Regions from separate parts of the Mus musculus genome. Here region 1 is linked to region 2. A link is a loop called in an ENCODE intact Hi-C map of the cell type or tissue named here. Cell type or tissue: left cerebral cortex. All regions are shown on one strand. Links, peaks and the distances in the headings refer to the core of each region. The heading gives the core; the rest is flanking DNA.

Region 1 (11,742 bases), core at 2,886-7,885, 65 kb before region 2:
AAGCAACAGTTCCTGCTTCCCTGAGGCACACGGGAGAGTCCTGTCTCCACAGAGGCCAGGGACACTCCTGTCAGAGCTGTGCTTGCACAACCAGGGTTTCCCTTGCCAGGCCCCTGACTAACTGTGGCCCCACCATCCAGGCCCTGCCCCAACTGCTGGACGCTCCCGTCCCGGGTTCCCACGACTCAGGCTGCTCTCCCAGGACAGCACTGTGTTCCTTGACATGTCAGATGTTGCAATGCCCAAGCAGATGAGGCAAGAGGGACAATGGGTGCCAGGCCAGCATTTCCAAAGAAGCTCCACAGAAAGTTCCAAAAGCCCCCGCTCCCCTCGTCCCCTGCCCCTCTCTTTTTTCAGCATCAAGATTCCCTGCTTTTGTCTTTAACCATCTCAACAGAGTCTCGAAAGACAGTTTAGGCTGGCTGAAAAGCTAGCTCCCTGGGCCAGTCAGCATGCCTTTGCAACAGGATCTGAGGGTTTGGGTCTGTAGTCCAAGCTCTCTTGGGACCAGTGGTAATAGTAACACAGGCTAACTGCTGGCCAGCTTGTGCTATACAGATCTGCACACGGGAAGGATACAGCAGTGTAATCGTTACGACCAGGACAGGAAGCAGGTAGGCCATCACTACCCCTGCTCTCTAATCAGGCAGACTGAGACGCAGAGGCGAGAAAGGTCCAGCCCCAAGCCATGCAGGGGAGGGAGGGGACACCTTAGTGTCCTGTCCCCCTCCAGCTTTGCTGCCCATTTAACCCTTTGCCTCTATAAACATCAGCTTTGTGTCTATGAGATGGGACACACCATGCTTCCCTTTTGGTAAATGAGAACCCCAGCATTCCCCAGAGACCTAGGAATTCTCTCTTCTCTTCAGCCCATTCACGAATGCTCCCCAACCAGGCCATCACCCCTGTGCAGCAGATATAGCAGAGAGTGGCTTTTGGTAGAACATGGTGAGTCTATCAGCCTGCTTCCAGAGGCAAGGTGAGATTTAGTCTGTGGCTGGGTCCACCCTTCGAGAAGAGCCTTCCACCAGCTGGGTTGCTCGCCTCCATACCCGCATAAGAATAAGTCACTTTCTCCTTTACTGCATTCTGTTTCCAAAGCCCAGAGGCTGCTCTTCAGCTAAGTATTGGGCTGGGGATGCAGCTCCGTGATGGAGTGCTTGCTTAGCACACACAAGGTCCTATGTTCAATCTCCAGAGCTAGAAGAGAAAAATCTTATCAAGATATTTGAAGTGTCTGACGGGGGAAGGGGGGGGGGGGATCACCAGTAGCTACTGCTTGAATGAACTCATTCATTCACTTTATTTCATTGATTCACAAATTCCCTCCGAGACTAGCAAATTAGTGTGTGAAGAAGCAAATGACCCAATGTCCAGGAGCTTGGGAGTCAAGAGGTGCACACAGAGCCTGTGCACTGTGTGAGCAGACCGGGATGGTGGGGGGAGAGACATCCTGGCTGCAGGGCAGATACTCAGAACCACTGAGACCCTGGTCAATGGCCTGCAACACTCAACAAAAGAGCATGGAGCTTGGTCCCTCCCTGGTGAGCTAAGAGAACCAGATGGGGTGTGGAACAGCCCAGAACTCATGGAAAACAGCCCTGCAAAGACAAAGATGGCTTCCTAAGGCGTCTCCTCAGACCAGAGCAAAGCCTTAATGGACAGTGAAGAGGAAAGCTGGCTGGGGCCCTGGGCTTGGACACAGAAAGGGCTTGGAAGCCTAGGGGCTGTACTGACTTGTGTTGCTGTAATAAACACTATGGCCAAAAGCAGATTGTAGAAGAAAAGGTTTGTTTCCTTTTTACAGCTCAAAGTCTGTCATGAAGGGAAGTCAGGGCCTGAATTCAAGAAGGCCATGACCCTGGGAGAAGGAACCGAAGCAGAGAAGGAGGAGGAATGCCTGCTCCCCACAGCTTGCTCAACCTGCTTTTTATACCACCCAGGACCACCTGTCTAGGGGCGGTGCCGCCCCCAGAGGGCTGGACTCTCCCATGTCAATCATTAACTAAGAAAATGCCACATAGACTTGCCTACAGGCAATCTGACGGACACATTTTCTCAACTGACGTTCCTCTTCACAGACGGCTCTAACTCGTGTCAAGTTGATATAAAAACTAACCAAACCAGGAGCACACACACAAAAAAGTGGCAGGGGCATGAACCAAGTAGGGCAGGGTGTGGAGAGACAGGGAGGAGGCAGGAGGCGGGGATGGGGCCTGGGCACAGGGCTGCAGAAGAGGATCAGGTGGGAAGGTGGAGGCCGAGCTCAGGTTGGGGCACGTTCACTCTGAGCTGAGGGTGGGACATGCAGATGTCACTTCTTGCCAGGAGTGGAAACCAAACGTGGGACAATAGCCCCAGATAGACATCAGAGCTGAAGACCAAGAATGTGGTTCCACCCTGGGCCAGAGCCCGGACTGGTGTCATCACATCCCTCGGGGCAGAAGTCAGGCCCGATGATCAGAGGGCAACAGTAAGAGAGCCTTGAGGAACCACTGGGTCACCTCATTGCTTAGTGGGGCTGTGCTATGGGCTAAAGAAAAAAAAAGCTACAACCACTCCATTCCAGATGTAACTGGTGCCCGACTACCCGACTGCCACAGCCTAAAGTGTGTCCAGATATGACCATACATACTCAGGGCATGAAGCACCAATGTCCCAGGTGAACCACTGTTCAGTAACAAACGCCCCCAGCTTGCTCATAGCACAGGCATAAGCTTGCGTCAAGGGCCAACCCTAGTTCCAGTCACTTCCTGCCTAGGAAACATGGTGCCCCTTTCAGGATTCGGCTGGAGAATGGGGGAGACTCAGAACAGCACCAGGGACAAGGAGCTCCCAGCCACATGGAGGGTGGAGAAGAGCCCAGGCCCATCTTCAGCAGGGTCGGAGCCTCACAACATCTCTGTTAACAGGCTGGAGTCCTGGGCTGGGTGAGTCAGCTGGTCGGGATGCTGGGGCTTGCACAAGAGGGTGGAGAAGGGCGAAGCGGGAGTGGGACTCCGTCCGGGCAGAAGGCTGGAAACTGCTGGGAGCTCTGACTAACTGAGGAGTTTTCCCTTCCTAGAAATCTTCATCTCCAAGGATGATTGCATTGTGGGAGTTAAGGGGAGACCCCGGTCTCCATACATCCTCGTCCTATTTCTCTGTGACAGCCAATAGCTGGGAAGTGTCCACCCTAGTCAGGTGGGCAGCAACCACAGCCATCAAACCATCTTGGGAAATCTTGAAGCCAAGGCATCCCGGGACAGCTGTTTTGACAGCTGGTGTGTACAGGAACTGCTGACCAGTGACAGTCTACATTGTGCAATTTGCTCCAGGCCTGAGGAAGTAAAGACCAGAGAGTCCGAGCCATTTGCTGAGAGTCCCATAGGTCATGGTGCACCTCTAAGGAGTCACTCTCTAGGCAGCTCTCTTCGCCCTTCCTTCCAGAGGGCCTTGAGGGACCGCCACTCTACCCCAGCTAAAAGCCCACCACAATGCCGACAAGGTAGCCCCACCTGACATGCTCTTGCGAGGCAGGGCATGTGGAAAGGAACCATTGGGTAGCCCAGCCAATGGATCCAGTCAAGAGCCGTGTTACAGTCATTAAAAACCATTAGGGTAGATGGGCTCTGAGGTCAGGTAGGTAGAACAAACAAACAGGGAGGGGAGCAAGTTCTGCCTTTTCCTCCAACCGCTTCCGACCTGTCTAAGCCAAGCACCCAGACAGCCAGACTCCCAGAAGGCCGCTGCTAGCGGGGGGTGGGGGTGGGGGGGCTCCAGCATGACCGGAGAGCCATCCGTGGCCGGCAGCCAGCTTTCTCGAGATTTTTCGAAGCGTCTTTCCAAGCACTGTTTGAGTTGACTTGTTTGAGGAGAATCAGTCAGTCATGATAAAAATAAAAAATCAAAGGCCCACCCAAAGAAAGGTCCTGAGGCCACTCAGCTTTGAGAAAGAAATTGAGGCCTCTTGAGCCAAGAGGCAGATGGGGACATATTCTCCTCTGTATGCCATGTCTCTCTGGGTCACATCTGCTCATCTTCCTGTGACCACCTGGAGATACTGGCTACCAAGGACCAGAAACCTGGTCTTAACAATGTTGGCTTTTCTCTGGACTCCACAAGCCAAACATCTTAACCCTGACATCTGTAAGCCTCACAAACAACCCTGGAAAGGAAACACCACGATTGCACTGATTATATAAATGAGAGACTGAGGCTGGAGAGTTGAAATGATTTGCCCGGGGTCACAGTGAGAATTGCTGGAACCCACCGGGCCAGTGTCTGCCCTTCCCACAGCTCCAAGCTCCCTCCCCTCCTGCCAGTGTCTCTGGGAGCAGCCACAGACCTCACAGGGAGCTGTTGACTGCCTCTCCGAACAGAACAAACGAGTGAGCAAAGCAGAGTGAGCAAAGCAGAGAGAGAGGGGAGCCGGAAAACTTAGGTTGCGGGTTTAAATCTTCAAAGATGAATCCATGGTTAGGCTCAGGCAGGGGTTGGGGAGAAAACAGGCCGTGGACAAAACCATCTCTCGGGCTTTGTAACTCGGAGAAAAATAATCTTTAAATCATTTCTTAACTTTCGATCCAGTCTTAGTATGACAAAAAATAATTTAAAAAAGTTTATTCCTAAGCCAACTTTCCTTCCTTAAAGACATGTATGAAGAACTACTGGTGTACACAATCTACTATCAACCCACTGGACAAATGGGCACAATTAACACTCTAAGAAGAAACTGAAGCTCGGGGTAATTGTGTGACTTTTCTGAAGACAGATAGAGCTTGAGACCTGAGGAGAAACAGAAGCCGGAACTATGACTGCACTGTCTCCAAGTCTCCCCTTGGCCCAACACCAAGCTTTCTCCCTTGAACTTGACAATCCTCAAATAGGGTTACTCTCCCCAATCTAGAAAGGCCCTTACCCATGGTGACCAGGAAGGGGAGACACCCAGAACCAATTGTCAGAGAGAAAGAAACTGAGTCTCCGGCCATTTTCATTGGTTATCATTTCAAAGACTAAACTGACACAGTCTTGAGCTTCATCTCCAACTCCAGGTGGAAACTGGGGAGGGGGTGAGATTTTTTAGTATTAAAGACTTAAGATCCAGCCTACTGTCTCCCCGAAACTCAACCTCCAGCCCAGCTGTGCCTCCTGGGAGAGGCAGTTGGCTTGGGGGAGGGGGAGGCGGGCATAGGGCAGGCTGTTTCCGCATAAAGGTCTCTAACTCCCTTCAATCTGTGTACACACAGAGAGCTCCCCCCCCCCCGGGGGGGGGTACTGTCCATGTCATCCCTCACCCCACATCTCCCCAGAACCTGCAAAGGCAAGCAACAGAGCCTGGGAGTCCCAGCCCTGAGGCCAGCCTGCAGCCTTCAGGGGAGTCCTTGGCCAGCAGCCATTCATCCCCACGCCAGGGCTTACCCCCCCCCGCCCCCCCCGCAGCTCCCTCCCTCCCGTACAGTCGGCCTTGCCCAGCCAATTCTAGGCCCTGATCCTGGGCAGACAATCCTCTCGTGTTTTCCCACCTTCCCACTCTGGCTGCCAGAGGCCAGCCCAGTCTTGGAGATGTTGAATAGGCTATTTGTTGGGAGATCAAAGGGCCACCTGCGGGAAGCGCCCCACCGCCTGGAGCAGGCCCAGGCTGCATCCTCCCTGCCTGCTGGGGTCGGGGCTTTTCCAAACAGCCCACCTTGGCTGGGGAATCAGTCTCTCCACCCCACCTACTCTTCACCCCTCCCTTTCTAACGCCACCTAGCCAGGACCTCAGGTATCACTGCTCTGTCCTCTGCTGGGTTTGCTGTTCTCTTCCCTGCATGCATTCCCCGCACCCCCCCCCCTGCACCCCACCCCCCCTTCTGAACTCAGGGAAGATGTCATCAAGTTCTCACCACCCTGTCACACTGCCCAGCAACCTCGCTGGGGAAGAGTGGGGGGGGGGGGGGGGCGGGGAGTTTCAAATCTGTGTATGCCGGTAGGCCCTGGACAATGGACTCCAGTCTCTGATAGACTGAAAGGTGAACAGAATGCACTCCCATTTTTCCTGAAGGTGTGAGTGAAGGATTCTCTGCCCCAAAGGACATCCAGAGAAAAGCTGAAGGAGACTCAAAACGCCTGGTTTACAAGGCCCTGCTGGGGTTTTTTTTAGAGCCAGAATCCTGTGAACCGGACTTCCTATTTCTGCGTGGTCCAATCTCTTCTATGTGAGTTTCTCCAATCAGGGTGCACAGTCACCTTTTCAAAATTCCATCCGAGCTTGTCTCTCCCTCCAGCTGAATATGCAGGCAGAAGAGAGGCTAGAGACCCTGACTCGGACACCTGGAATCCCAAGACCAGATTCCTGTCTCTTTGATTTTCATGTCTGTCATCTCTCTCCTCCTGACATCATCCTTACGTCCACCCATGGTGTCCTAAGTCACCTGCACAGCCATGCCACATGCCTGGGCTGGACCTTTCACAACATCAAGGGTAAACTGGGATTGAGCACCACTCGCTAGGAGTGAGTGTGTGATGGACAACTTCCTCTGTGGTCCCTCTGCCCCACCAGGTGACATTCTGCCTTGACTCACACTCCAAAGGCCCTCTTTCAAAAGTCCCTCTTGCCACAGGCCTCTCAAGTACACGATTCCTTCTTCTTGGGGTGCCCCTCCCGCAACTCTGCCTTTTTTTTTTACCTTCCAACCTCTGCTGTGACCACTGTTGTGTTTTATAAAAAGATAGGGAAGGAAGGAATATGTTTGGTGGAGTGCAGTATGATGTGGGGGGAGAGGGTGCCTCTGCGGGCCCATGCTAGGCGTCCTCTCCCCCTGAGGGTCCAGACACACTAAGGTATAGTGTAGAATAGAGTTTATTCAGGATATGAGGGAGGGGAGTTGAGAGAAAGGCAGAGAGAGACACAGAGAGAGTGGGGGGAGTTGAGGTCGGCCATGAGCACATGGAGAGGTGGGAGGAGAATAGGGAGAGAGGGGGAAGAGGGTAAGGGAGCAAGAGTGGGAGAGCAAGAGAGTGAGGAGGGGGCAAGCAGGCCATTTTAGAGTGAGTCAGGCATACCTGTCTGTTGCCAGGTAACAGTGGGGCGGAGCCTACACCAACTGCCAACCACCACCCTGGCCAGGAAATGTCACTCTTACCAGAGCCCCTGAGTCTTACTAGTGATATCTGAACCAGCGCAGGGCGTCCTCTCTTAGAATGCTACCCAAGGGGCAAGACTTCAACTATCCTGTCTGCAAGCTGTCCACACAGGTGATGAACATGAAGGTTGACAATGGTCACTGGAGTGTCCCTCCCCAGAGGGCTGGGGGGGGGGGGGGCTTTAGAGGCCAAGATCATTCCTGGGTCTGCCTGCCTCATTGTCATTTGCCACTGGTTCCCTGGGGAGTAAGAGCAATTTGTTAACACTGATCCAGACCGGAGGCCAAAGCCAGGGCCACAGAGGTGCCTTTGAGTGTGAACTCTGGGAAATGGGAGACATGGTATCTGCCAAGCCAGGAGGGTCACACGTCCTGACTTTATGTTCTCGTCCCCTGTTTTCTGCAACTCCAGAGCAAGGCAGATAGAGCTTCATGTACCTCTGAGAAGTGTTGGGATTTTTGTCCTACTGCTTTAACTCTAAGCTCCTAGGCTACAAGGGACCTGGAGGGTGGATCCTTGCTCCTGACCTGAGAGTCCCCAGACTCTAGGTGAGCAGAGCAGCCTGGAGATGAGCCTTCTCAGGCTGCGTTCCACCCTAAGGATGAAGAGAAGCAGATGGGGCACAAACACCATCCTACCTTTCCAAATCCCACCCAAAGGCCACACTACACCCCCATCTCCTGGGGCAGAGTTCTCACTACTCTGGACTCTTTCCTGTGCATCCCTGGCTCCTGACATGACCACTGAGCCCTGGGGATACTGAGTCATTAGAACCTCTTGATCCACTTACACAGTTCACACTTCCCTTGGTAGAAGCTAAGGGCTCCTTTTCCTTCACCCCACTGCAGCCATCCTAGACCCTAGGGATGCAGAGCCTCCCTGCCCATCACTCCTCCCAGTTGGATGGTCAGCTCTGGTTACCAAGTTCCAGACGGGTTTCTCTGTCTACATGCAGACAGCCACACAGTGTACCACCTAGCAGATGCTTGCTTGGAGCTTGCCTTAACTAATACAAGGCCCTCTCTTTGGGTCTGATGTATATTTGAGATCACAGTCATTCCCCATGTCCCGTGCCCAGCACCACATCCAGCTGCAAGTATGGCTCAGTTGGCATTGACAGCCACCACAGCAGGGACAGGTGGGTATTGCTACAGCAGGACTAAGTAGGTGTTGCTACCTACATTTTGCAAGGTAAAGAAACTCGTTATTGGCACTGAAGAGGTGGCTCAGTGGGTAAAGTACTTGCCTTGCAAGCATGAGGGCCTGAGTTCAGTTCCCAGAACCCACACTTGATAATGGTAAGCCAAGTGTGGTGGTAGCTACTGGGAATCCCAGCAGCCGGGAGTCAGAGGCAAGCGGATCCCTGGGGCTCACTGGCCACCAGCCCAATCTAAGTGAAGAGCCGAGGAATTGTGACAGAAACTGTCATGAGAAGAAATCAAATGATGCCTGAGGGATGACACAAATGAATGACCCATGGCTTCCACATGTATGTGTACACACATCCCTGGACACACATGGACACATACACACACACACACACACACACATACACACACACACACACACACACACTCATATATACACACCACAACTGAAAGAAAGGAGAGAGAGGGAGGAGGGACAAATGGGAAGGTCAGGGGGGAAGGAAGGAAGGAAGGAAGGAAGGAAGGAAGGAAGGAAGGAAGGAAGGAAGGAAGGAAGGAAAGAAGGAAAGAAGGAAAGAAGGAAAGAAGGAAAGAAGGAAAGAAGGAAAGAAGGAAAGAAGGAAAGAAGGAAAGAAGGAAAGAAGGAGCTGTCAGAAGCCATCTCAGGACACAGGCTGGGTTTGAAAACAAGTGTATCTGACTATATGACACTAAACTTCCATGTCAGCCCTTGAGTCCCAAGTCCACGGGCGGCAGCCTAAGGCTCTACATTTTCCAGGTTGGGTGTTGAGAATCCAGAAAAAAGATAGGTATGGAGAGTGGGCTCTCCTTGGCACCGTGGCCCACGAGACAAGACAGGCCCACACTCATTCCCTCTCTCCTGATCCTTTCAAAATGAATCTCTGAGACCTGGGGCCAAGAGGCTCCCCACCAGCAGCCCCAGCCCAGCTCCCTCTGCAAGGGCCTGCTGAGGCCAACCCCGCTCCTCCCAGCTCTGTCTGCTGAGGCCTTGGCCACCAGGAAGCACCTGGCACCGAGACATCCACTAGCTGTGGGGCCTGCCCCACCCTGCAGGACCCAACCTCCCAGTGAGCTGTTTGCAGAAGAGGAGAGAATGAAGATCAAAGCAGCCAGCCCCCTTTCTCCTCTCAGGCTCCATTAGTCCAGATGCAGATGCCAGTCTTGGGATCCAACCACAGGATGATAGAAAGGCCAGCCACCTCTGTGCCTTGGTTTCCCAAACCCCTTCCCAATAGACAGGGGAGTGAGGGAAAGTTTCAGCTATCTTCATTAGAAGAGCACCCTTGGGCTCTGTGATCCTTAATATTGACAACTGGCAGAATCTAGACTCACTAGAAGACAAACCACTGGGAGGATCCCTGCTGGACTTTCTTGATTGAGGTAACTGAAGAGAGGGGGGCCTACTCTAAATGTGAGTGGCACCATCCCTTGGGGTTGGCTTCAAACTGACAGGGAGGAGGAGAAGGCCCCAAGAGCTGCATTCCAAACTGACAGGGTAGGATGGTGGGTGTTCCTGACAGGAAGCCAGGCAGGGGACAACTGAAACCACCAATCTGAAAGACTCAGAGCGGAACCACATCCGGAGAAGCATGGAGACATGTATCTTTCCAACAAAGGCCTGTCTTCAGACTCTGATGGCAAGCTAGCCCTGTGAGTGTGTGCCTCAGACTCCCAGATTGCTTCTTTAAGGGCAGATGGTCTGTGACGCCACAGCTCATGTGCATCATGGGAAGTGGGATATGAGTCAGGCTGTGTGGTAGGAAGATCCTGAAGCAACTAGTCGTGTGGCATCCAAAATCATGAAGCAGAGGGCGGTGAGTCCACTGCTATCCAATTCCCTCTCTACTTACACAGCCCAAGATTCCACCTAGGGAATGGTGCCACCCACAGTGGGCAGGTCTTCTCAGCACAACACAGTCGAGATCACCTCCATAGCCATGACCAAAGGCCTGACTACCAGATGACTCTACTGTTGGTTACACTGATAACAAACACTAGTCATCAAGGGTCCTAACCAGCCTTTCTCCAGCCTAGACCACCCACCAAGGTCTTCTTCCCAACACATATCCCAGCTCACATCCAGCCCCCAACCCCCACCTGAACATCATCTATCACTTCTGGTCCTAAGTCTGATGTCTCCAGCTCTACCAGTCCCCAAGGCCATACCCTCCACACAGAATATGGGGCACTATTGACCCATCAGAGAAGGTTTTATTGATGATTAGAACAGAGGCCCTTGAGAGACTTGTGCCCATGGATGTCTGCCCACTATCCTGCGTACGGATCCACACCCACACACATACAGGAAACATGAAGTAGACTCAGTGGGGTTTTCAAAATCTAAGCACAGGAGATTGGGAAAGAGAAGCAGAGTCGGAGAGAGAGGAGGAAATGAGGAGAAACAAAAGAGGAGTGGAGCTGATCAAAACATGAATGCATGAACTTCTCAAACAGAAAAAAAAAGCCCTTGGCACTGGCTTGGCTCTGCCCAGCTGGGTGATGCTGCTTCTCCATCCAGTTCCCAGGACACCACTCCATCCTTAGAAAAATCATTTCTAAGATTCTGAGAAGTTTCAGATGGCTCAACTTCCAGAAGCAAGAAGTTGGGACCACCTGGACATCACTTGGGGAAGGGCAGGCTAGACGAGCTATACAACTGTTTCTGTGTTAAGCAATGCCAGTGTCTAGATGCCACCTCCACTGGCCACTGGAGCAAGGGAAGATGAAGGCAGCCTAGGGGGTTAAACCATCCATGCCATCAGCAGAATGGAGACTCTGTAGGAACAGATTACTCAACATGGTCTAGACATACCCAGTCAGACTCAGAGCAACAGGAAGATAGGATGTTCTCAAAGGTAAGGCCTACAGAGAGTAATAAAGGGCCTGGAATTCCTGCCCATGTGAGCGCAGGCTCTCCGATCCAATGCTAATCAGATTCTGAGAGGATTCCAAACTCCGGCTTTCTTGTCTTTGGAAAAGCCCAGAAGGTATTGGGCAGAAGCCTACTGAGTCATCCAAACCACGCTCTTCAGCTCTCCCCCACCACACAGCACCCTGAGGAAGTTCGCCCCAAGCTCAGACTTTACACAGATCAAAAAATCTCTGCATTCAGACTCCAAAGAAACACGGGCCGATTACAACATCCATGTCTGTTTCAAGTAAAAATCCCATCTTAGTTTCATGAATCAATGAGTACATGTTTGAATTAACACCAGTATTTATTGAGGTTTAACAAGAGCCCATACCAATGCCTATCTCTCAGCTTTATCTGCATGTCCCTTATAGAGTTATTAAAACCCCAAAATATAATTTTAATAATCAGTGGGATTTTAATTAACACACAATAATGATCCCCATTCAATGGAACGCCTCTGATTCAGAAAGTAATTATTCATTCACGACACTTAATTTGAAGCGTTACCACAGATTTGTATCTCCTAAAGCCACAAGAAGTTTGAGCATAATA
Region 2 (11,742 bases), core at 4,411-9,410:
CATGCATAGATTATTCTCTTGTCATTATTATAGGCAGTGACAACTGTGTATATGCCAATTACACTGGACTCAGTATTTCAGGTCATCTGGAGGTGAGAATGTATCAGTAGGATGTGAGGAGTTAGAGGCAAATATCTATCATTTTGTATAAGAAGCATGAACATCCTTGGATTTTTTATATATATATCCAGGGGTCATAAAATTGATCTCCTATAGGTACCAAGTGATGACTTTATTTCAAAATAAAAAGGCCAACAAGATGGCTTTCCATTAAGGCTGAAGATCTGAATTTTTATCCCAGGAACCCAGATGGTGGAGGGGGAACTGACTCCCAAAAGCTGTCCTCAGACCACCACACCACCACATATACATTATAGAATGTGGATATCCAACACACACACACACAATAAGCTAAATGTATTTTTTTAATTTAAAAAGTAAAATAAAATGAAATCCTAAGAATTACAATAAATGTAAATGGATTAAACTTATTAGACTATGTTGCTAAATACTATGCATCAAGGTATTATACCTATATTTGAGTTTAAAATTTGTTAACAGATATTATTCACACTTAACAAAAGTGTGGAAGGGAATATATACAACTCTAGCTACAGTGCTTCAGGCAGGAAGTAAGAAGAATCTGGAGAGGGGTCTAGTGGAACAAAGATGTAATTGTCAAAGAGCTTATTTCCAAAATAACCTACCAATGCCACTTTGGCCAAACATTATTTATTTCAAGTTATGGGTCCATGAGTATTACTATAATCTCCTTATTTTTCTTACATTTGCAACTATTTCCTTAAGCACTTAACTCTCATTTGAATTTTAATGTTCATTAGAGGAGCATTATGAATAATATTTCCCAAGATAGGAACCTTCGGGTCTTAGATAAGAGACCTGAAAAAACTGGGCCTTGACCTGTTGACCTGACTCAGAATCCATATGGTAGAGGGAGAGAACAGATTCCTGGAAGTAAGGCTTCTTACCTACACACATACATGAGCAGATAGATGGATGGATGGATGGATGGATGGATGGATGGATGGATGGATGGATGGATGGATGGATGAATGGACAGACAGATGGATGGGTGGGTGGATGGATGGACAGACGGACGGACGGATGGACAGACGGACAGATGGATGGGCGGACAGACAAATGAATATTTTAAGGGACCACCAGTTTACAGTTAAGTTAAATTCCTTCCATGTGGCATGGCACTTTTGTGAATTTGAAGACCTGTGCTCAGCTGTCCTCCTCCTTCTCTCTGTACGCTGTGAGGCTTCTGCCTTCTCCTAAGCACTCTCTTTGTTCTAACCCCTGCCAGCTTCTGCTCTCTGGACACTCAGGGAGTGGAAAGATGATTTGAATCACACTGGGGCAGATGGATGACAGCCAAGGACAGAGGATCTAGACGCATCTAAGGAAAAGCTATGAAGTCACTTAGTTCCTACCTAAAGGTCATGACACCAACCATCAGAAATGCTGCCCACCTCTGTCTCCTCACAGGTAGAAGAGGAATCACCGTCCCTCCCCCACCCCCTGGTGTTCCCTAAAATAAAATAAAATCACCTGGCAGGTGCCTGTTCTTACAGAAAAATCTAAACTCCTGAACTACCTCAGAGCCAACTGCCTCAAAGCTCAAAGCCTTTTATCTCTACCCCATGGTCCCTTCTGATCCTCCAAATCTACTCTGATTGGCCTACTTGCTCCACCCTGCAAGGCACTGCCCCTCTTTTTTGGGTGGTCTTTTTGCCCCAGCCCTCCATTATTAATTCAAATTACATTTTACTGGAGATGGTAGAAATTATAATGAGACTTCTGAAAACCCCCAATGAGGAAAAGCATGTGACTCCTTCCACTAGGCGTGCACAGCCTTGGATATTACATGTTGGTATTTACACTCTTCTCACCAAATGCTATGTTTCAGTAACCAACTACGAATTTCTAAGGGAAGCAAGCTACAGAGAATCTACCTTTGGTGCCCAACAAATGCCTCTGTGATTATGGAATAATTCTGTGTCTGTGGAGCTCAATCAAGTTGAGGGGACTATAGCTGAGTTGTGCTAAATTGAACCAAATTGGGTGTGATAGTTTGTATATGCTTGGCCCAGGGAGTGCCACTATTTGGAGGTGTGGACTTGTTGGAGTAGGTATGGCCTTGGAGTTGGTGTGTCATTTGGGTGTGGGCTTTAATACCCTAGTCCTAGCTGCCTGGAAGCCAGTATTCTGCTAGCAGCCTTCAGATCAAGATGTAGAACTCTCAACTCCTCCTGCACCATGACTGCCTGGATGCTGCCATGTCTTGATGATAATGGACTGAACCTCTGGACCTGTAAGCCAGCCTCAATTAAACATTGTCCGTACAACAGTTGCCTTGATCATGGTGTCTTTTTAAAGCAGTAAAACCCTAACTAACACACTGGGTAGAACCAAGGAGAAGGTATGTTGAGCTGAGCTGGGAGAGAGTTGAATTGGACTCAGTTGAGTTGAGTTAAGCTAAGCTGAGTTTAGCTGAGCTGACTTTAGTTGAGTAAGTCAGGGCCTAGAAACAGACTATGCCTTGATTTCAACTTGGCTGAAAACCTGCTGCTGTCAACTACACCCCGTGATCCTCTCCCTGAGTGACATTATCTTGACCTTCTTTCCTAGAACCCCTGAGGGTTGACTTCCAGCAGGGAGAGTAGATGGGGACAGGCCAGCCTTTGTCTTCTGAGCTGTGAAGCATCAGAAATCACCCAAAATAAACTTCAGGACTTTTTTGTAATGGCCAACTTCTGCCTGGCTGCCCGTGGCATAGACTGAGCCTCAGTAGGGAAGAAGAGTTGGGGAATGGTCTGTTAATGACAGCAAACTTCCCTAAAGGGAAGGTGACAGTTAATTGGTAATGACAATGAAGATCGTTTTTGTTTCTCTTCTTGCTATCAGTGAAAACTCAGACTATTCCATCAGAAGGATGAGGTTTGGAAGAGGCACCATGGTGGGATGAAACCAAGTTGGACTTTGAAGCTGTGAACAGTCGTGTGTGTGTGTGTGTGTGTGTGTGTGTGTGTGTGTGTGTGTGTGTGTGTGTGTGTTGAAATAAATATCTGTCCCATACAGTTGGTGAAAGAATTAAAGAGACCAATGAGAGCCCCATGGCAATAGCTGCGGGGGGGACCTAGAACCATTTTTTACAATTGGTGGACCACATATTCTTCCAAAGCACCTATCACTGTCCTCAGCCCCTCTGTTTATTTTGACTGCCATCTCACTGACTAGAAAATAACCCCAGGAAAGCTGCAACCAAATCCTGATCTTTTCTTACCACTCTCTCCCCAGTATTCATCCGTTCATCAGTTGGCAAATGACCTATAAAGAAGTGAGCAGAGACTAGGTATTTTTTAAGTGTATTGACCCATTTAATCCTCCCCTTAGCCTGATGAATAAATGCGCATTATTCTCTCCCTCTTTGGCTCTTTGAGATACTCAGACTTAGAGGGTGGAAGCAACTCCCCCTAGAGTTATCAATTAAATCTCAGAAAGGTAATGTAGCTGTTGTCAGAAGTGTGCCTACATTCTGAATTCTCCTCCTGATGTTAAGGAAGGATTCACCTTGGGGGCCTCTGCAGTTGGGTGTTGCCATGCAACATCCTTGGCCAATGAAATATGAGGAGCTTCATGGTGGAAACTTAAAGAGTCAGCATGACATTTGTCCTGTGACTGTATGTGGCATTTCAACTAGAGTCTGTTGGGTCTGAGCCCCAACGGTGAGCTGACCTGCCTGTCTGTCCCAGATAGTGCTCTTGGATATGTTGTATGAGTAAGAAGAAAACCAGTGTCCTGTCAAGGCACTGGGAGTTTAAATTGCTTTTACAGCATGATGACCTGCCCAGTCCAAATGATGCCCATGCTGCCTCTGACCACAGACTCTGGCTACTCCCAGCCTCTGACAGCAGAAGGAATACATGCTTCTGGATCAGCATCCACACTCTGATCTCTATTGGGATTCATACCATACTCAGAGCTTTTATATGTACTAAACGTCTCTAGCATCTTCTCCCCACACTCAGGATTCTACAGTCATTAAATGAAAGATCCTCCTGAGATGAGTCACGGGGACCAAAGTAAGAATGGCAGAATCCCTCCCTTAAATGGTAAAACTCCCACCAGTGACTCCTTTCAATGAATGTGAACCAACACCTGCTATTCTAGACCTTGTGTCAATCATTAATTGTGGAGAGACAAAATACTGACCTGGAGAAGTTCATTATATGGAAGCTAGCAGGTCCAGATCATTGATAAAGCAGGTGTTACACACAAGAACTTGTATCATTTACCAGGACACAGAATTGGTGGTGGTTCTGTTAAAACATACCCCAGTTGAGGCTAAATCCTTCAAGCGTTAATTGATTGATCCATCCACCCAACCATCTAATCACCAACTAACCCACCCATCCACTTACCCATCTACCCATCTATCCATCCATGTGTCCATCGGTCCATCTGTCAGTTACCCCATCCATCTGCTCACCTATCCACTTACTCATTCATTTAATGACCAATCCCTCCATCCATCCACTCATCCATTATCATTCCTCCACCCACCCACGGATCCATCCACCCATTGATGGACCCATCCCTCGACTATACACTCATCCAAACATCTGCTGTTCATCCCCACCACCACCCACCCACCCACACACACACATCCATTTCATTCACCCACTCATTCACCCATCTACTCATGAATCTGTATACCCAAGTATCCACCCCTTGTCCAGTCATCCATCCTACCTACCTATGCTGGCTAGAGCTAAAGTCACCTGAGAGGAGGGGGAACCTCACTTATGAAAAATGCCTCCATATAATCAGGCTACAGGGCATTTTTTAAATTAGTGATGTATAAGGGAGGGAGGGCCCAGACCATTGTCAGTGATGCCATCCCTGGGTAGTGATCGTGAGTTCTATAAAAAAGCAGGCTGAGCAAGCCCTGAAGAGCAAGCCAGTGAGCAGCACCCCTCCATGGCCTCTGCATCAGCTCCTGCCTCCAGATTCCTGCCGTGTCTGACTTCCTGTCCTGATTTCCTTCAATGATGAGCAACAACATGGACGCATAAGCCAAGCAAGCCTTTTCCTCCCCAAGTTGCTTTTGATCATGGTGTTTCATCACAGCAACAGTAACCCTGACAAAGACGTCAGCCATCCATGTATCCATTTAGCCACCCATCTACTCATTCACCCATACACCAACCCACCCTCTCATCCATTCATCTGTCCACTAGACACAGGAGTGTCTTCTGTCTAGAGCATCAATTCTAGAGATGGACAGAGCATCCACAGAGACAGCCAGGGAGCAGCACTGAAGAGCTCCAGGCTCAGCCAGATGCGAGTACAACTATTATTGTAGAAAGTAGCTGGGCTTCAGTTTCCAAAAGCAGAGCTTGGAAACACTGAAACTTGTGCTGGCTGGAGAATGAAGAGACCTGGCACCTCTCCCTAAGGAGGAGACCAATCTCTAGACAAATGCAGTCCACTGTAGAAGCCTTGCATGGGTTCCCAGGGAATCTGCATGGTCTATTTATTGAGTGAGAAGGTTTCATCCCCCAACTGCTGAGGCATTCTCTACCCAGTTATGTCCTGAGGAGGTGCCATCAAAATGGATGCAAGAGCTCCAAACTGAAAGAGAATAGATCACATGATTCCACTACCCACTGAACCCCACCCCCAGAGCCTCCTCACAGACCACAGCTCCCAATAGCAAGAGTGGTTAATGGCAGGTTGTAGCTGGTACACTCAATCCGCCACTTGGCTTGGGAAAAAAAATGATAGCTTTGCCTGCCAAAAAAGCCACAGCTGAAAAGCCCAACTTGAAGTTTGAGCTCTGTGTGTGTTTGATGTGTCCAGTCACAGACCAATGTGCTTGTACCTACAGAGGGAGGTACCACCAGCAAAACCTGAGGTACGCATGACTGACACACAGGCTTAGATGACCCAGCTGAGCTGCCAATGGGAGAGGCCAAGCTTCCTCCTACCCAACTTTAACATGCTACCTGTCCCGAGACCCTCTCAGAAGCTTTGGACCTGACTCACAGATGAGGCTGGGAGAAAACATGGGCCCACTAAACAAACTTCCTCAGCTTCACCTGGCTGTGCATTCTCTCCCAAAATCTTGGTTTCTGTAAGCAAATATAAGCTAATAATACCTAGCACCCCCACCCCCAACCGGAGTTACCATGATCTTCTCAGATGTTAAAACATAGGTACGCCTCCAACCACAGGTGGGCTCTACATGTGCCTACTGACACCTTGACATCGATGTCCCGGCTTCTCACCATCTGGTGGTATGAATAGGGCTGGTCCACATAGACTTGTGTGTTACAATGCTTGGCTCACAAGGAGTGGCACTATTAGGAGGTATGTCCTTGTTAGAGTCGATGTGCCCTTGAAGGAAGTGTGTCATTGTGGGGTGGGCTTTGAGGTCTCCAGTGCTCAAGCTATGTCCAGTGTGGCACAGTCCCCTTTCTGCTGCCTGCCCATCAAGATGTAGATCTCTCAGCTCCTTCTCCAGCACCATGTCTGCCTGCACTCTGCCATGCTTCCTACCATTATGGTAATGGACTAAACCTCTGAAACTGAGAGCCAGCCCGGATTGAATGTTTTCCTTTATAAGAGTTGCCTCGGTCATGGTGACTCTTACAGCAATAAAACCCCAACCAAGACACATCATGAGGAGGCTCTGGGCACAAACGTTTCCTTGCATAGTGCTATCCAATCATATAACAGCATGGGTGAGTGTTTTTATTATTCCTGTTTTGTTTTAAATGAGGCTTGGGGATATTAGCCATAAGCACATGGTTCCAAGCAAGGCAAACCTGAACACTTACTATGGAACAGCCTCAGGGACCCAGGAGCTGCAGGAAGAGTAGTAGGTATACCATGGTGGCAACACCCTGGCCTTGCCCTTCCCTTGATATCCATTGCAGCAAAGATAATCTCAGAGGCCCCAGCTTCCTGCCTGGACTGTCCTTAAACACCACCCACTCTCAAGCAACCCCGAAGTATGGGATCAAAGACTGAGAGCCCCTTCCCAGATCCAACACACCCAAGCCTGTCAAGGAAGAGACATGAAAATGTATTAGGCAGGGTGGGAATGGGTTTTTATGATTCCACCAAATGCCTGATAGTGGGAACACCGCCCACGACAAGTATGTATCAGCATTGACAGAGACAGAGAGCATTTCAGGACAATGTGTGTGTGTGATCAGGGCCTGGTGTGGCAGCTTGAGGGTGGATTACAAAACGGCCTGGAGCCTCTCCCTGGAGGCTGAGGCACCCACTGCAAGGTTGACTATGACACGGTCATGGGCAATAGTAGACTCCTGCCACCCTGTGCTCCTGCCCAGCCTTTTTACCTGTTCCTTCCATCTGTCACTGCTCACCTCTGCTGCACTCTGAAGATGATAAACTGGGGGTCAGTAGGTTTCTATGACCAAAGCCATACCACCCATAGATGGTCTAGCAAATCGGTGGGGTCATTCTAATTCCAAAGCCACGTCCTTCCCTTGGCTACCATTACCCGCTCCAGGTAAACACATTGAAATCCATGGGAAGGGTTCATGGTTTCAGTGTGGCAGGACTGGAATGAGATCTTTTCAATCAGACTTCCTGGAGCTGTGTCAGCCCCTGTCACGCATGTGCTATGTGACCTTAGGACAGACAGACACATTCGCAACCCCTAGTTCTAGGATCTGCAGAGAGGATCCAGTGGACTTCTGTGGTGGGAAACTCTGTGGTTAAGCAGGGAGCCTGGGACTTCAGACATCTGCAGTCTGTCCACTCCACACAGGGGTCTGTGACACTCCATGTTAGGTTATCACCCCTGTCTTCTCACCACACAGAACAAATTGGTTTGCAACGGTGGGGACTGGGGACTCCAGGAAAGCAGAGCTGCCTCCTGAAGACCGAAGCCCTGTGTTATATCACTTATCTGACTTCTAAACACAGTTGGAAGTGACCTGAACACATCAATAATACTCACAACACAGACGTTTGGAAGGAAGGACGCCCTATCTCCATTGGCTTCCTTATCACAGGGTTTCATTGGGGCCCGATATGCAGTGGGTACTTGATTAAAATTCCTTAAGTGAGCTAATGAGTAAAAGAATAGTGTTCATGGCCATTGGTATAAAACTCTTGCTTCCTGGCGTGATTCCAACATTTGTCTTAATTGATCTGGTGAAGGGTCCTTGGCGTGGCCCCAGCCTTGATGATAGAGACATGGAGCTGGAGGAGAAAGAAATAGAAATCAGATGACCTTCACAGCCAACGAAACCACTTCACAATCTTCTCTGGCTCCGCAGAGACCCAGATTGCAGACCAGCAACCTGGGGAAGCCGTCCGGGTCCTCTCCATGATGGATCGTCTTCCCCCTTCATCATTCCAAGCCATGTTGATTCTCCCGCACTCTAGCTGATGTGAGAACGAGTTATACAGGCATTCAGCCACTCCTGCCGGCCATAGCTTCTGGCCCAGCACCAGGTAAACCCTCAGTGTGTGCTAACTTAAACTCGTCCTGAGTTACAGATAGTCAGCGTGCCTCCCTCTCCCCCCCCCCCCTGCTCCCCATGACTAGTCTTATCCAGAAAGTTCCCAGGAGGCTTATCTCCTGAATTCCTCCTTCCCAGGGACCACGCTGCAATTAGCCTCTGGGTTTGGCATCTTGTGCCAGGTGATGGTGATGGTGGCCCAGAGCTCAAGCAGAAAGGGTGTTGTCTGTGACTGATTGGTCATGTCTGCCGCTGAGGTAAGACTGCAATTGGCAACTGTGGACTCACCCAGGCCTTAGATCAGTCCACATCCACATCAATTAGAGAAGCTGGGTTTTTAATCGAAAGATTCTGCAAGGATGAAGCTTATATCCTGCTGCCAATACCTCTCTACCCAGCCCCTCTGGTCTACCTTTGTCTGCCCTCCAGCTAGGTGGGTTCTGCCTCTAGGGAAAAGACTACTTCAAGTTCCTTCCCAGACCCCCACCAGCACACAGCCCAAGGTCCTCGGGAGTTCTTGTGGGGAACATTAGCTTATCTAAATATGGTGTGGCAATGGATCCATAAGGTGGGTGGGCGGACATGCAAATGGACACAAGTCTCAGAAAACACTCCCCCACCTGTCCCACAGAGAAGAAGAGAACTGGGAAAGACTCCTCCAGCCCCGTGGGTGGTGTTCATAGCACATGGGTGGGGAGCGTGCCATGGCCATCTTTTCCAGCTGTGGTTTGGCACATTAACAGATTATCCACAAAATATAGGTGTGAGGAAATTACCCTACAAAATAGGATGGACCAGCCCCCCCTTTCCAAAAGAAAATTGTTCAATCACAAAGAGTTTTTTGTTTTGGGGGATTTTTGGTTTTTGATGTTATTAGTTGTTGTTGTTGGTGGTGGTGGTGGTGGTTTGGGTTGGGTTGGGTTTTGTTTTTGTTTTTGTTTTTTGTTTTTGTTTTTGTTTTTGTTTTGTTTTTGTTTTGAGATTCCCATTTCTGTGGCCTTGATTCTGGGGAGCCCTGCTCCTGATGGGCCACAGACAGACAAAGGAGAGAGTGCAGATGGGCTTTTACTTTTTTGCTATCCCCATTCTCTGTATGAGACTTCCGTGCCAACTGTGTGTGAAGAGAAATATTTCAGCTTAGTCAGAAAGGGAATTAGGCTGGACAGTAACCCTTCAGATTTCAGAGGAATCGGGCTCTCTCTCTCTCTCTCTCTCTCTCTGTGTGTGTATGTGTGTGTTTGTGTGTGTGTGTGTGTGTGTGTGTGTATGTGTGTGTGTGTGTGTGTCTGTGTGGGTGTGTATGTGTGGGTGTGTATGTGTGTGTCTGTGTGGGTGTGTATGTGTTTGTCTGTGTGGGTGTGTGTGTGGGTGTGTGTGTGTGTGTGTGCTCCATGAGGCTAAACAGGCAGCTGGTCCTGCAGACAAAGAGGATAGGCTGCCTTTCAGTAGGGCTGACCCTGTCACTCAGTCTTTTAACAAGAACACCCCTCGCTTGTCCTTCCGAAGACTACAAATCTTCACGGTCTGCAAAGAGAAAAGAAAAGTGAGAGGAAGAAAGTATATACACTGTAGGCAAACATCTGGAAACAGAGAGAAGTATTGTTCAGGTCTAAGAGTTCAAGGAGGTTACTGGAAGTCACCTTCACTGTGCCACCTGTCCCTTTGTCCCAGAGCCTTGAGTCTCCTCAGAGACTGGAGTCTTCCTGAAAGTCCAGTGTGGTGCTTCTGGGCCCTCAGTCCTATGCACTGCCTCTTTAGGACACCCCATTTTCAATGATGAGGGGTCTGGGAGCATGCTGAAGCTCTCTGTAGAATTTTGGGTTTCAGGGATCTGGGCAGCACCATGTGGACAAAGAATCCTTCTTCATTTCTCTCATCTAAAAACACTCATTTTGGCTTTTGGGTTTGGCTTGTGCTATTTAAGACAGGATCTTGCTATATAGTATTGGCTACTCTTAAACTCGAGATCCTCCTGCCTCAGGACCCTGGGAACCAGGGTTATAGTCAGCACTACTCTGACTAACAGGAGTCTTTCTTTCTCAAAGGCCAGCAAAGGGTTCTTGAACCCATGACTATGACGACCCACCCCCACCCCCACCCCCTGGACTCAGGACAGGATCGTAGGGCAGGTATTTTGCCAAGTGGTCTTCAAATGATAGTTCATGGAACCCTGAGCACAGATTTGGGGGACAGAGGCTGGGAGATGTGGGTATATTTCTTAAGATACATGGCTCATTCATACTGGATGGGATCCTTCTCGGTGGTTTGAGCTCCAAATCCAGGGTCGGTTGCTTATCTATCTCATGTTCTACGTTAGGAAATGGTTTGGGGCCCCTCGCTGACTCTCAAGCTTTGGGTAACAGGGTATAGAGTACACTGGATGATTGGACTGGCTGAGTCATCAATCATTTCACTTGTTGGAACCAGAGCGGGCATGTGACTGGTTCACAGTCACACAGTAGGATGCTAAGTCTGGAGCCCAGGACCTAATGCAGAGCTCCCACCCACACGCAAGTTCTCCCTCACCTTCCTCCCCCGTCTTTCACGTGACCTGTGAGTATGAAACGGAAAACCACCTCAGTGGAGAGCCCGTGGATAGCTTCCACTCGGTTTGCCGGCTAGCAAGACTTCTTTCCTGCTTTGCAGCTTTAGACAATTTACGCTTCCATTCTCAAAACAGATTTTTATCCTAATAAAGGCTTTTATTACCGTTATCCACCTGTCATTACACAGCATTAGACAATTACAGAGCACAGACCAGCTCTCCCTCCGAGAACCTTCCCCTCCGCTCTCGGCAGGGGGCTGAAGGGGGCGCACACAAACAGAACATTTCATTAAAAAAAAAAATACAGATGAATCTTTTGATTTTTTTTTCAAGCACTGCCAAGACTTCTACCTACGCTTTTTAAAACTTTGTTATGAAAAGTCAGCGGCGTGAGAGAGAGGGGGCTTAGAAAAGTGTGGGCTAGAAATGGTCTCCAGCCCCATTTTGATTGCCAGACGATTGACAAAATAATTTGTACCCGTCGATGCTCATGAAGGGGATTTTTACAATGGATTTGCCAAGCAGATTTTTAATTTTAATCAGTAATGAAAAAATGACAACGCGGATCACAACAAACCATCACTGCCGCGCGGGTTTCGCAGTCCCTGTCAGGCGGCCCCGTCACACAGCCGCACCTCCGTGAACATCAATCATTTGCTTCAAACT

Evidence for each region. A loop is a pair of places that touch in the nucleus more often than their neighbours do. Peaks named below come from ENCODE experiments on the same cell type or tissue, not always from the same donor. Only the 100,000 strongest peaks of a DNase experiment are listed, where the experiment ranks them.
Region 1: a loop joins it to region 2, with 6 times the contacts of the local background. A loop is called at or near these places in 2 of 42 quality-filtered maps.

What each region holds. Positions count from the first base shown.
Region 1 is chr12:107,753,057-107,764,798 of GRCm38, forward strand. No RefSeq gene overlaps it. Among named protein-coding and RNA genes, the nearest start is that of 4930465M20Rik, 23 kb to the left of the region's middle. In left cerebral cortex, for the core only: no CTCF peak of the experiment used is centred there; a DNase peak (open chromatin) is centred at 5,454.
Region 2 is chr12:107,816,979-107,828,720 of GRCm38, forward strand. It overlaps Gm33341 (a long non-coding RNA gene), which reads left to right and starts at 7,412. Exons shown (of 3, transcript XR_381909.1): 1 at 7,412-7,456; 2 at 8,346-8,523; 3 at 8,670-8,723. In left cerebral cortex, for the core only: no CTCF peak of the experiment used is centred there; DNase peaks (open chromatin) are centred at 7,213 and 9,119.